Regions from separate parts of the Homo sapiens genome. Here region 1 is linked to region 2. A link is an interaction called in ENCODE POLR2A ChIA-PET data of the cell type or tissue named here. Cell type or tissue: A673. All regions are shown on one strand. Links, peaks and the distances in the headings refer to the core of each region. The heading gives the core; the rest is flanking DNA.

Region 1 (6,556 bases), core at 2,414-4,913, 86 kb after region 2:
ATTTGATTGATAAGATTCAGATGGCATTTTATTTATTTTACAGATAAAACAATAGAATGTTGTGCTCTTAGAACTAGAAATGACCTCAAGGGAGTGTGGTGTCTGTTTTTAGATGCTTTCCAGGCTAGAATTAACAGGTTAAAGGGTGCTAGTATTTTACATTGCATTAGTGCTCTTTTGTTGTTTTACTGCCATTTTTTGAGAATTTGGTTTATTTTGTTAATAATAAGCTAGACTAAAGATTGCTGTAAAGGAACTATATTTTATAGTGGATAAGAGCTTTGTATTCACACAGACATGTGTTCCAATCATTGGCTCCATGTGATCCAGTGTAAGCTATATGATCTCTCTAAATTTCCATTTTCCTTTTTAAATAATGGATATAATACTAGTTTGGGGTTGTAATGTTTTAAGCACTTAACATGTGTTATATTATTTGGCTAATGTCTGTCTCATGGTAAGTACCAAACATTAATGCTGAGGATGCTACTGTCATCCTCAGCATTAATATTATTCACAGGTTGTATTCTTCTAAAATGGTAATGGTGCCATTACAAGATTTTTCAGAATTTTGTCTTGTTTCTGGTGTTCACTAATGTCCACAGCATCTAAACATCTAAATATTCAATGCTGCTTTGATACATACCTAGATTATAGGAACATAATGATGCGGAGTAGAGTTATTAATGTGATAATATTCTTAAGATGTAAGTTTCATTATTTCAAACAGGAAGGGATTCCAGTTCCTTGACTTCTGAAGATCACGAAGATGCTTAGTTTTTATTTTAGGGTTTAAATTTAAATTATTACCATGTGACTAAATAAATGGAATATTCTTTAAATGTCATCCAGATTTGTGCTGAATACCTCAAAAATATCCCCAAACCTTGCACTGTAACTGCAAGGGAGTTTTACTGCAGACTGACAACTAGGCCATGATTTATTACAGGATCCACTTTTAACATTATTTTGTCTGGAATGAACAGAGTGGTTGGAGAAACTCCATCCATCTTTTGTTTATTTGACATTTATGCCACGTTAAATGTACCTTAAAGAAACAATACATAAATAGGAAATTCTGTTTAACGGTGATGATTACTCATCAGTAAGATAAATCTCTTGACAGTAATACAAAAGAAATCCTGTCAAGCACTGACTGTTAAAGTTTAAATAAAGCATACTTTTAACCTGAAGATATTTTTAAAGCAAATATTTTATTTTCTTTCCAAGATTTAGCGTTACAAAGTTTACATAAGTTGTTACTCATCTTCAACAAAATTAACACTGTATTCCAAGCTTTACTTGTTCTAGCTCAGAAACTGATTATGATATGAGTGAGTATGATATGAGTAGGAGTAGAATGTGCCTTTTTAGTTGGTAATTTTCATTAATGAAATGAAAAAAATATTGAGCAAATGGATAAGGACCTAATACATTTTATGCTTTGATGCTTTTGGAAGACTTTTTAAAAGATGGTTAGAGAGAGGGGAGGGAGAGAATAGAGTAGTTGAGGCAGGAAGAGTATCTTGGCAGCATTGTGAAATTTTTCTAGAGAATGTTAGAGCATAAATGAAGAATCTCTGCCCTGGAGTTTAGAGCTGCATAGTAGTTTATAAATGAGACACCATGCATGATCAACAACATGCTTCTTTTCTGAACCTCTTATTTATTAGGCTTAGTTTCAAATTTATTTACATGAAAGTTTGAGTGGTGTCTTTCAATTGTTAAATACCCATTTTGAAATGATAGGAATATTGTGCTTCCCTTTACTATTCAGTGAGTGTACTTTTTAATACTAGATTGTTCCCATTATGCTGCTTGCTACTCAGTTGATGTTTTCAACAAGACAACCCATGGTAGCACCCTCCTCCTAAATCAGTGTTTAGCTTTATAATGGTCTCTGAATAACTCGAATCTGTGTTTGACTTGAGTATTTAACATTTATTAAACTAAGTTGCTACAAACTACATTGTTTTCCATGATTCTAAATTCTGAATTCTCATTGCTTACAAATAAAGACCAAGAGCAATCCAGTTGGTTGTTCTTCCGTCATTGAGATTTCTTGATACGTTAATCCTAGCAGTTGCTGGCTGTTTAGCTATATCACAGATACTATTGGAATACTCTTTCTAGGCTTTACAAATTGTGAAGGTAGATGGTGATTGTCTTAACGTTCCAAACAGTCTACAAGGGTGTAGACTAGTAAAAATGGGTTGCCGAGAATTCAGAGTAGGAACAGTGTTCCCCAAGTAGTCATTGCTGTAAATGAGGGTGGGTGAGATAAAGGATCTTTGCTACTAGGGTGCTTTTTAACAAAACAGAATACAACTTTCATGTTAACTTTTGGTGGCTGTGCAAAGAGAAAACTGTTTGTAAAAGTTTGCTGCTTTTAATCTGGCCTTACCTATTTAAGATGATAGTATGAATGAAATTATAGGATTGTAACGAAACTTAAAGATTGTATTTGACATTCATGAGTCTATATGTAAAAACAGAAGCCCATAGAATGATTCCAACTGACCCAAACACACAGAAATAACTCTGAAATGAGATTATTACTACATTTCTCCACTCTTCCAGTTTTTAAAAATTAAATTGTACTGTGTCTACTAACTCTTAGTTCCACTATAATGTATACTTAACATTTTTAGAGTAAAAAGTGAATTTAGAGTTTCTATGTTGTTTCATTTTCTTATTTTACCTGTGTGAAAGCTAAGGTCCAGTAATGTGCTCAAGACTATTAATTAGTCAAGGACATGTTTTAACATTGCCAAATCATCCACGTATGTTAGTGACTATTTGTCTAGGTAGTCAATGGAGTCATGTTTTTGAGGCATCCTCTTGTAAAACACTCAGCTCTATGTTGTGAAATCTGTATTTCTTTTAAACAAGGTACCAAATCATGGACTAAGTGTTCATATTCAGTCTGTTTTTAAAGTACTGGGAACCACTGTATAAGTTGCATGTTGTGTAGGTCAGCATAGCATTTGAACCTATTACATGTGTCATGATGTGAAAGTAAAGCTGTCTAGGTGGGTAGCTCACTGTTCCCGGCTCTATGATAGTTTTTGAATCAATAAGTAGTCAGTATGTTAATATGTCTGATGGTACGGAAATCTCCCATTCTTCCACTACTGGACTTTAACAGTTATTTGGTATTTTTCTGATAGTGATAGAATATTTAGTGAGGTTGGATTTTTTAAAATATTACTTATGGGAATTTATTTAGGAGCCAATTTTAAAGTTGGAAATTCTTGGAAAGGAAGCAAGTAAGTAGTACTGTGCCCAATTAGGTATGCCTTGAATTTCCAGCTGTAAATTAAATTCTGGTAGAAAAGACTGATTTTTTTTTTAACCCTTTATTTGTATCTCTGCTCTAAATGATTACTTAATGGTAGGGAATGCTACCAGATTACCTATTAGTCCTGTGTTCATACCACTCCTCCTTGCCAATACTTTCTATCCCAACACTACACAAAACCCAAGCTAACTTTTATCATTGTTGAAGTTTTAGCTTAACTACCTCTCCCTGTGATTGCACTCCTTGGCCATTTCAGATTAGGATTGGTCCACCCTGGTCGTCTCAAGCCCGTAACCTCTTTTCATTCATTCTACATACCTGTTTATGTTAATTTGATCAACTAATTAGCTTTGGGAGGAAAGGGGTCACAAGTTGGTGCCCCAGTTTATTCCTCTGAGGTTTAACCATGTATTTTCAATAGGTATCTTTCAGGGATAAAAAGTTGGTTCTTGGAGAGCAAAAATGTCTTACTTGTTTAACCAGTTTTTAGGTGTAAAACACAGATATGCATACAGTATATAAACATAAATGCATCACCTTTGTGATTTTAAAATTTTATAGGTGCAGTTAGGAAAAAAATGCCTAAAAACTTCTTAGGGGGCAATCATGAAAAAAAATAATGAAAGCACTGTTCTATACATAGATAGATAAATGTATATTCTTTCAAGACATTTCCACCTGGGTACTACTGAAAAGCTTCAAATTTACCTTGTCCAAAACAATTTTCTTCTTTGGCCACCTCACACAAATCTGTTTCTCATCATTTCTGACATGGTAGTTAACAGCATCACCTGGGTTTCCACACCCACATGGTCTCATTGTCCCCATTTCCCAGGCACAACCTCCATTCAGACTGCCCTCTTTCCCTGCCTGATTATTGCCATGGGTTTTTAACTCACTCTTCATGCTTCTCTTAGTACTCTTGCCCTAATCTTTTTAGCCACACTCACTGGAGGGAGCTTTCTAAAATGTATATCTGATCATCTCTCATCTAGTTGGAAAACTTATATTGCTTCAAAATCAAAATCCTACTTCCATTGCATGCCATTATCTTTCCTTTTATTTTTTGGTCTTTTCAGATTTATATCTTTGCCATGTCCCTACATGCCTTCCCTAATACAGATACACTTTAATTCTGGAGTCACTCAGCTGCCTCAGAGGTGTCATATCCTTCCTCATCTATAGCCCTTGTAAATGCTGCTCCATGAGCCTGTGTTAATGCACTTTTGTATTTTTTCTTTCTTTTCCCTAAGCCCATACAACTTCCTGTCTTTGAAGTCTCAGTTCCATTGTCATGTCCTCCTAAATGAAAGTTGTGATTATTTTTACTATACTATTTGTCACACCAAGGCAAATACGTATATTTTTTAACTAAACAGCTTCTTGAGGAAAGTCTATGTTTTATTTGTTGTTAGGTCTCCAACTACTACAGTAGCTAGTAGGCATTCTATGGATATGTGCCAAGTGATAAATGGATGAATGCCAAGGATGTTTAAATACTACTATTAAATAGACTCATAGGTTACTCTGTTTTCCTAGGCATTTTCCATATTTTTTTCTATAAAACATTGCATGCTCGATTAAACTTATTCCTTTTTTGCGACAAATAATGATTTTCACCAAGCAGCAAGTCAAAAGTAGTTTTTCGAGTATTTAAATATTTGTTTTTCAAAAACGAAATCAACTAATTTTACAACTTTTAGTCCTTATCTACAAAATACAGTATTAATATTATTTAAGTAGACAGAATATCAACATACTTATGACTCTGTGTTTTTTCTCCCTCCTGTTCTATTTAGCTAAAGGACACAAAATCAGCAGATCAGAAAACAACGCTACTTCATTTCCTGGTAGAAATATGTGAAGAGAAGTACCCTGATATACTGAATTTTGTGGATGATTTGGAACCTTTAGACAAAGCTAGTAAAGGTTTGTGCCTTTTTAAGAAACATTTCATGGCTCTGATCTTCAGTGCTAAAAGACTGAAAATTATACCTTTTATTTGTATGTACTTTCCACTTTCTCACAGTGTTTTCATACCCAATATCTCATTTTAAAAATAAAGAGAGTTGTAGGATATTATGAGTTGTCATGATTGGAGCTATGAGTTTAATTTGTTTAGTTAGATGATGAGGCCTTATATTATAAAATACTTTGTTTTACAGTTTAAACCTTGTAGATACCTGCTAGCCCTACCTTCTACTGCTAAATCTCCTGCACTTTTTGGCCAGGGTGATGCTCTCTTGATTCAATGTCATTCATAGGCACTGATAGCCTATTACATACCTGATACCAGAACCAGCAATCAGTGTCCCTCCCTACTTACCTGAGTACCAAATCTATCTCTGCCCAACTTGTTGGTGCTCTCTTTTTTTGTTATAGAAGACACCATACTGCCAGAGTTTCATTTCACTCTTTCCTAATGCCCAAATTTCTAACCTGATTCTAGTCTCAATTGTGGGCTTAGATCAGGTCATAAAGGGTCATAGAACGGATAGAGCTATTATTAATACTTGGTTATAATATGATTTAAATATAATTTTTTGACTACCTTAATAATTCAATTTTCTTTTTCTTTTTCTTTTTTTTCCTTTTTTTGAGATGGAGTCTCGCTCTGTTGCCCAGGCTGGAGTGCAGTGGCGTGATCTTGGCTCACTGCAAGCTCCGCCTCCCAGGTTCATGCCATTCTCCTGCCTCAGCCTCCTGAGTAGCTGGGACTACAGGCACCCGCCTCCATGCCTGGATAATTTATTATATTTTTAGTAGAGACGGGGTTTCACCATGTTAGCCAGGATAGTCTCGATCTCCTGACCTCCTGATCCGCCTGCCTCAGCCTCCCAAAGTGCTGGGATTACAGGCATGAGCCACCGCGCCCGGCCTCAATTTTCATTTATATTTCACATTGATTCTTTCAACTTTACTTGGTGTCAAACAACCAATTTATGAATACATTTTGGAAAACAACTCATCTGGAATGCTGGAATATCTGTATTCTTTTTTTGTTGACTACTAGTCATTAGTAATATGAAATTGTCTTTATAACCTCTTTATTTTCTTTTTAATATTGGAATTCATCAACTTGAAGGATATTTTATTGTTTTCCATATTAGAGTGAATATTTCTTCTTTAAAAAAAATTAATTTTATCTTTTCCTGCTCCCTTTAAATTGTTCTTCTTCTATAAAATGAGGATTATAGAACTTTATTGACAAAGAAGCATGTGATTGGATGAGATGTTCTTTGAAACTTTGTTCTG
Region 2 (8,212 bases), core at 2,271-4,770:
TTGAGTATGCATTGTAGCATGTGTCAGTGCTATGTTTCTTTTAATGGTTGAATAATATTCCATTGTAGTTTTATACCATGATTTATCCATTCATTCACTGGTGGATATTTAGGGTGATTCTGCCTTTTGGCTATTGTGGATAGTGTTGCTGTGAACATTGGTGTACATGTATTTGAATACCTGTTTTCAATTCTTTTGGATAAATACTTTGGATTGGAATTGCTGTATTATTTGGTAATTCTATGTTTAGCTATTTGAGGAACTGCTAAGCTGTTTCCACAGTAGCTGAATCATTTTACATTCCTATTAGCAATGTATAAGAGTTGTAATTTCTCCACATCCTTGCCCACACTTGTTATTTTTAATTTTTTATAGGTGTTGATTTTAAGCTTTAAAAACCTCAAAATTTTACTGAAAGTGATGCTTTTATAAAAGTTTGATGGGACATAACAGAAAATCAAGTATATTAATGCCTATTATAGAAACTAATAAAGTCTTTAAGTAGGGAAATATGAAGATCAAAATAGTATTTAATTATGAAGTTTATTGAGTGAATGATGGCAGAAGATTCATAAATATGACTGAGAAGCTTGCAATTTTACATGAAAGATATATGTGTTATAGGTAATACAGTATACAGTATTATGTATGTCTGTATTAGTTCATTCTCACGCTGCTAATAAAGACATACCTGAGACAGGGTAATTTACAAAGGAAAGTGGTTTAATTGACTCACAGTTCAGCATGGCCTGGGAGGTCTCAGGAAACTTACAATCATAGCAGAAGGGGAAGCAAACACGTCCTTCACATGATGTCAGGAAGAAGTGCTGAGCGAAGTGGGGAAAATGCCTTTTATAAAACCATCAGACCTTGTGAGAATTCACTCACTATCACAAGAACAGCATGAGGGTAACTGCCCCCATGATTCAGTTACCTCCCACTGGGTCCCAACCACAACATATGAGGATTATGGGAACTACAATAGGAGATTTGGTTGGGGATGCAACCAAACCTCATCAGTGTCTTAATAGTTAAGTACACATAAAACATTACTTATGTATTTCATTAAGATTATATAAAGCTTGTTTACCTAAGCTGCCATAATTTATTCATTATAGAATAATTATGTTACAGAAAATTTAGAAAATTGATGAAAGAAAAAAATACCACCCTAAACTCCACTACACTATTCAATTTCATCGTAGAATTTAAATTTCCTTTAAGCTTTTCAAAACTTTTGTTTTCTAGCAGTGTTTATACTGCTAGAGTAAATAACAATATATATATATAGTTATTTCCACATATTTCTCATGCTATTAAATAGCCTTCATATCTTGACTGATCGTATAGTATTACATTTAGTCATTATATCACAGCTATTAAGTATATTTAAAAACCTGTTGATTTTAATTGGGATAATTAGAAAAGTATCATGAAGGAGATAGCTTCACTTTGCCCACCTCATATACTTCATTTCTTGGCTTATGTGTCATCTCCTTTGGGAAATGATTTCTATGACTTCTCAGATTGGCATAGGTTTTGTGATTCAACCCCACAGTGCCCTTTATTTTTCATTCATAGCTCTGGTTTGTAATTCTACTAAAATTCTTAGTTGTGTGAGTGGTTAGGAACTATGTCTTCTGCCTACTCTACTCCTTTTACTCAGGGCAGTGTCTGATGTTTATCATTGCTTAATAAGCTTGTTGGATGGATGAGTGAACGTACAAATAAGGAGAGGAAGTCAAGAGTGTGAACAAAGGCACTGAAACATGTGCTGCTGGGGTGTTTGGGGAAACACGTAGGCTTGGGAGCTAAAGATCAGCAGTGAAATATACTGCTCTGTGTTTGAGAATGAGAAGATATATATGGGACAATGTCACTGGAAGATGAACCTAGAAAGAGTTGTGTTTACATTAGGGAGGTTTATATGCAAAATCTAGGCATTTATATTTTCTTCTGTCACGTTTATAAATAAATTAAAATATTATATTGTCACAAAGTTTTAAATGGAGACATAACATATTATAATCTATGTTTTAGCATGACACCTTAGTATCACACAGCTCTGTGTTGCAGTAGGTAAAGTCCAGAAACTGGAATGTCAATTAAGAGACTACTTTTATTACCAAGGGCATTGGTGATGAATTTATGAATCTAGGTTACTTCCATGGGAGTACATTAGCTATAAAAGCTCTTTGAGGAAGTGTGATCCACGAGGTTTAGACAATCATTAGCTGGTAGATTTTGGGAAGAAAGCAGAGCATGGGATGATTTAGGATTATAGAGTGAATCAAGCTGGTGTCTGTAGATTTTAGGCTAAAGATAAATAGGTTTTATTGTTATCTGCTTGACTCAAGATACTGTTATGGATCTCCACTACAGATTATAAGTTGGCCACATTTTTCTATACAAGACTGAATAGTAAATATTTTTGTTTTTGTAGGTCATATGGTCTCTGTCACAGCTACTCAGCTGTGCTATTGCAGTGTGAAAGCAGCCACAGACTCTATATAAACTAATGGTCATATATGTGTTCCTCTTATACTTCATTTATTAAAACAGGTAGCAAACTGGTCTTGGCCCATGGGGCTATAGTTTGCTGACCCTGGTTATATTACTGAGGTTTTATTTCAGATTATATTATTAAATTATAGTAGATCCCATTGCAGGTGATGTGATTTCCTTCAACAAGGAGCACCAATCACAAGTAGGACTAGAGATATAGACTGTTATATCTATTAGGTTTCTTGATTCCCCTCTCCCAGATATTTGTGACTAAATGTTGCTAAACAAAATTCATGGGAGGCCATTGTCTTTTACTAAGCTGTTGCACTTGGCCTTAACATGCCAGATCAAACCAGAATGGAGTCACTTGTGCTAGGTGCCATTTAATCAAATTGAACTTTAACATGTGCCAGTTTTCTGAAAAATAGGAGATTCGCAGCAGCCAATCAGAAGGGGCCTATTTTACCTGAGCCTATATGATAAGGAAGTCCCCTGTTTTAACCCTATAAAGAAAGTAACTCAAAAATGACCAGTCTGTTTTTTGTTCCTTCTTCCTGCTTTCTTTACCCCTTCTCTAGCTATAAAATCAACCATCTCTGCTCAGTTTATTGTGGCACTTTTCTACATTTTTAGATGAGATGCTACCTGATTAATGAATCATGTATAAGATCTTTAAATTAGATCTTTAAATGAAATTTGTTGAAGTTTCCTTCCTTCCTTCCTTCCTTCCTTCCTTCCTTCCTTCCTTCCTTCCTTCCTTCCTTCCTTCCTTCTTTCTTTTTATGTCAAGCAAGGCAGAGAAAGGGTGTAGAAAGAACCACATTAAGAAGTTTGATTAGAAAATCTAAAGCATGGGCTGGTGAGGTAGCTCACACCTACAACCCCAGTGCTTTGGGAGGCCAAGGTGGGAGGATTGCTTGAGACCAGGAGTTTAAGACCAGCTTGGGCAATATAGCAAAAACAAAAACAAACACCCAACATATATACGAAAAAACACACTGGGCCTGATAAACCCATGCCTGTAGCTCTAGCTACATGGGAGGCCAAGGCAGGAAGATCACTTGAGGCCAGGAGTTTTGAAGCTGCAGTAAGCTATGATCACACCACTGCACTTCAGCCTTGGTGACCAAGTGAGACCCCATCTCTAAAAACAACAACAACAAAAACTAAGTGTAATGGAAACTAGGTAGACGTACAGGGACTAGAGATTATCTGAGTGTTAAGAGCAGGTTTCTTGGACACAAGGAGAGTAGAAAATGTGGAAGTATAAATGCTATGTCTTGGAATAAAGACCTTCTAGAAATAGGTCTAATTCTACAGAGTCAAAGAATTGTACAGCCAAGGAATTGGGATGAAATAATGGAAAATAAACAAGATTCTAATGTGGAAATTAACCATGAAGCCAGGTGAAAAGCATCGGCTTTGGAATCAGACTACCTGGTTGGAATCCTGTCTCCATAATGTTTTGACTTGGGATGAATTTTCAGTCTCTTTCAGATTAGCTTTAATTTTCTCATCTGAAAAAGAGAGTTAATACTACTTTTAGGATTATTAAGAGACTGTGTCTGTTGAGTGCCTGGTATGATACCTGACTCACATTACTCTAAAAATGGCAACTAGTATTATCATTATCATATTAATTCCATTTTATTTTTATTGCATTATGGCAAAGAAGTAGCTATCAAAGCTGTTATGAATAGGATGTTGGACTGGATTCTAAATTCCCTTCCCTATGTAGGACTCCTTTTTTATTGATATTCCAGATTTCTTCAGTGATATTAATTTATTTTTCTGAATTGACAGTTTAAAGCAAAAATAATAAATAATGATTTTATGGGACTTCATGCAAAACGATTGTGGTTTGTTTGTTTTTTTTTTTTAAATACAGAGTCTTGCTCTGTTGCCCAGGCTGGAGTGCAGTGGCATGATCTCAGTTCACTGCATCCTCCGCATCCGGGGCTCAAGTGATGATCCTCCCACCTCAGCCTCCTGAGTAGCTGGGTCTACAGGTGTACACCATCATGCTCAAAACAATTGTTATTAGTAAGATGTGAAACTCTTCTCTTCCTCCTCCTCTCCCTCCTCCTGCTTTTCTGTCTTTAAATTAAATCACAAATTTAGATCGTGTCTGATTGTAACACATCAAAAATATTACTTCTTTTCATGAAATAGTACAGTAACAGGGTCAATGTTTTTCATTGGTTTATTTCAAAATAGGAAAGCGTTAAGAGAATCAGGCGGTGGACCATGCAGAGTTAAAGTTAGAGGAGATTGCTGTTTGTGATAATGACATTTCCTTCACTTCTGTTGAAAGCTATTCAACACGAACATGTGACTCTTTTACTAATTGTAATGCATTACAGTACCCCATAATCTATGAGAATGTTCACCTCTGCACTCTGCCTGTCCAGCTGTTGTCTAGAACAATTATCAGCGAGTTATTATTCCGGTATGAGCTGTGTCATGCTCGAAAGTGGGATGAAAAAAATGTTAATGAGCATGCATGAATGTTGGTTGATGAAGGTTAAGTGGTTGCAGATATGCCCTCTGCATTCTTTCCTATGAATGTTCAGACTGAGGCAATGGGTTCTGATGAGGGATTACAAACAAATGGTGCTGATTGACAGTTCTTGATTTAACATTAAAATGGTATCTAAAGGCAAATTCTGTGTTTCAGCTGAATAATAGACACAATGTTGTTGACCCCTGGGTGCAACTCAACACTTCAGCATCCATTTTATCTTAAGAGTTTTTTTCCCTTATCGTACCAGATTTTCAAATGTTCTCATTTTTGTATTACATTTTATTTTAAAGTTGTGCCTGGCAGTGGTGGTATAGTTAAAAAAAATAACATATCCGTTATGTACTTACATTTTTAGAAGAATAACTTTGCAATTTTAAGTATGATTGAATTAAAATATTGTACACAATAGCTGTCTAAGTAGGTAAGCATGGGCCAGTACTCATCAGCAACATGTTTGTTTCTCTTTGTGTGTTTGCATGTATTTTAAATGACTCAAGTGCTTTTTTAGCATTTGTTTATTTGTGTGCTACTTCAAATTAGCTGTCTATATACTCTTTAGGAACTTTTAAAATTTATTGTTGTGAACATTGTGTTTCATATGCTATCTATTGAGCATAAACTTCAAATACTTCTCTTTTTTTGGAAGAAATGAACAATGTAAAGAATGGTATCAGGTAGTGTTCGGGAGGTTTTTTTCTCTCATCACTTTCCCCATCATTAATAATCTTGAACTTGGTGCATTGTATCCAAACTGGATTCTGTGCTTTGTAAACTGTAAAATGTTGTGCAAATATTTGTTTTTACTTAACCATTTTAGCTGAAAGGACAATATAATAGGAACACAATGCTTTGCAACATGTAACAGAAGTACAAAAAAGTGGAAGATTGTTCAATCATCATAGGATTGTAAAGTTACTAGATCATAGCTATCATTTTCTCATTTAATAGATGAAAAAAATCTGAGCGCTAAGTATGGAAGCCATAAAAGTGTTGCCAGTAGAGATATCATTTGACATATTTGGGTTATTTGTTGATCATTGAGAAATATTTTCTTATTTTTTATGTCCACTATGGAGACAGCTCTCTGTAACTCACTGCCTACTTAATGTATAAGCTTTCAGTAATAAGCCAGAGTGTTCGTCTTCATTTTTTCTTCGTAAGCATATTTTTAATATGTGAAGCTTTCATTTAAATTTTAATTCATAGATTTTTAATCTTTTTTTGGTAAAATTATAATTGTTATGGAAAATACTTGTAAATTAACCTTGAGTCATGAAGGAAACAGGACAGAAATACTCACCTGTACCTCTTGACCCTGGTTCTCATGTCAATATTCCTCTGTGGAAGAGGGCCTCCCTATTTCCTAGCCCAGCAGCTTTGTGCTTAAGGACTATTTCTTCTCAGAGCTCTGTGATTCCTATTGTATTAAGTGCTTAAGTCTTAGTGCTAGTGTGGCTTTTTTTTTTTTTCTGTCAGCAAGTGAAATTGGATATACAAGTCATATTCCCTCAAGGCTAGCTGCTACTTAGTACTATGCCTAGGATTGCAGCTATCTGCTATCAGTAAGCAGGGCTCTCGTTTTGGTTACTGGGTCCATCATGGCAAATCATGCAGCCAGCTGAACAGTTATTCAGCCAAGCAGCAAATAACATTGGATGCCTCTCCCATGAAAGGTACTGTCCTAGCTCCTGGGATACAGTGCTGAGCAGATAACTTCTTGCTTTCCTATAGTATATAATCTAATGGAGAAGACAGAAAATAAATAGGCCAACAAAAATGACTGTAGTTTTTGAATGTGCTATGAAAGTAAATGAGCAAGGTATGATGAGGGGTGTGTTTAGAGAGGATAGTCATGGAAGGTCCTCAGATTGGAAAGAATCTGTGATCTAGGATCCATCAGAAGTTTAGTGTGACTGGAGACAAGGGCAGGAGATGAGATTTGAGGTGTGGATTTTTTGGAAAATCTTCAAAGAAACATTTGAGTTGTTTTGAAGCATGAGTATATGATTTTTGAAAGCAGGGAGGAAGGTGAGGGCCAATCCAGCAGTAGGAGTGGTAGGGGCAAAGGAAGCATTGGTACAATATTGAAATACCCCTAGCTTAGGGCATAGTTATGTAGATGTTGATGATGGTGTTGCTGGCCCGCAAGAGGGAGTGGTGGTGTTACAAGTTAGTTAGTGGCCAGTTATGAGCCTGGAAAGATTGATTACTAAGGGCAAGTTCTTTCCACATGTTTTGCCTCTCTCCTTTCTAAAAGGTTCTAAAAGGAGGTATAAAGGATAATAGCCCCCCCCCTTTTTTTCTAACACACAGAAAAGTTGCTAGAAACAAGTTAGTGTTAAACATAGTAGTTTTTAATTCAACTATGCATTAATAATAAATGTATATATTTAAACAAACTATCAAAAATCCCATTGTACACAAGGTATGGGTAGCAGTAGAAGTCAAATCTATCAATTTTTCTTTCCAAATTTGAGTCCTTACGATTCTGCTTCCTTGTGAAGATTGGTTATGTGTGATAATTTTTGAAACAAGTGTTCCTATTCTCCAGTTGTCTTCCAGAAAATAAAACTGCAAATGCCTAAAGCTTTTGGATTCATCTATATTTTAGTCAAATTTTCTTCTACACTGTATGGAAAACTTATTCAGAGCCATAGTTTGCTTCTTTCTCTGTATGTATACAAATGCATATATTTATATTTGGAAAATAGCTCTTCATAGAGAAGAGAGGAAAGGAATGCATTCCAGTTTTGTCCCCTGTTAATCATTCATGGCCTACATGTAATACCATTTACTTTGTGAAGATTTTCCTGGTCCATCTACTGAGATGTTATTGCCTCTTTTAACTTTCTAAGTCCTCCATCATTTTTTTTTTTGAGACAGTGTCATGCTCAGTCACCCAGGCTGGAGTGCAGTGACATGATTATCACACACTGCAACCTTGAATTCCTGGGCTCAAGGGATCCTCCTGCCTCAGCCTCTCAAGTAGCTGGGACTACAAGTATGAGTTAGTATGCCCAGCTAATTTTAAAATTTTTCTTGTAGAGACATGGTCTTGCCATGTTGCCCAGGCTGGTCTTGAACTCCTGGCCTCAAGTGATCCTTCCACCTTGACCTCTCAAAGTGCTGGGTTTGCAGGCATGAGCTACCGTGCCCAGCCTCCATCATCTTTTCCCTTGGTTG

What was found. Peaks named below come from ENCODE experiments on the same cell type or tissue, not always from the same donor. Only the 100,000 strongest peaks of a DNase experiment are listed, where the experiment ranks them.
Region 1: POLR2A ChIA-PET joins it to region 2 with 5 read pairs; 4 of 35 experiments call an interaction of 5 or more read pairs at or near these places.

What each region holds. Positions count from the first base shown.
Region 1 is chr13:59,860,081-59,866,636 of GRCh38, reverse strand. It overlaps DIAPH3 (diaphanous related formin 3), which reads left to right. Exons shown (of 28, transcript NM_001042517.2): 22 at 5,101-5,230. Among named protein-coding and RNA genes, the nearest start is that of DIAPH3-AS1, 150 kb to the left of the region's middle. In A673, for the core only: no CTCF peak of the experiment used is centred there; no DNase peak of the experiment used is centred there; H3K27ac peaks cover 427 bases.
Region 2 is chr13:59,943,907-59,952,118 of GRCh38, reverse strand. All of the region lies in intron 17 of DIAPH3 (diaphanous related formin 3), which reads left to right. Among named protein-coding and RNA genes, the nearest start is that of DIAPH3-AS1, 65 kb to the left of the region's middle. In A673, for the core only: no CTCF peak of the experiment used is centred there; a DNase peak (open chromatin) is centred at 3,248; H3K27ac peaks cover 2,500 bases.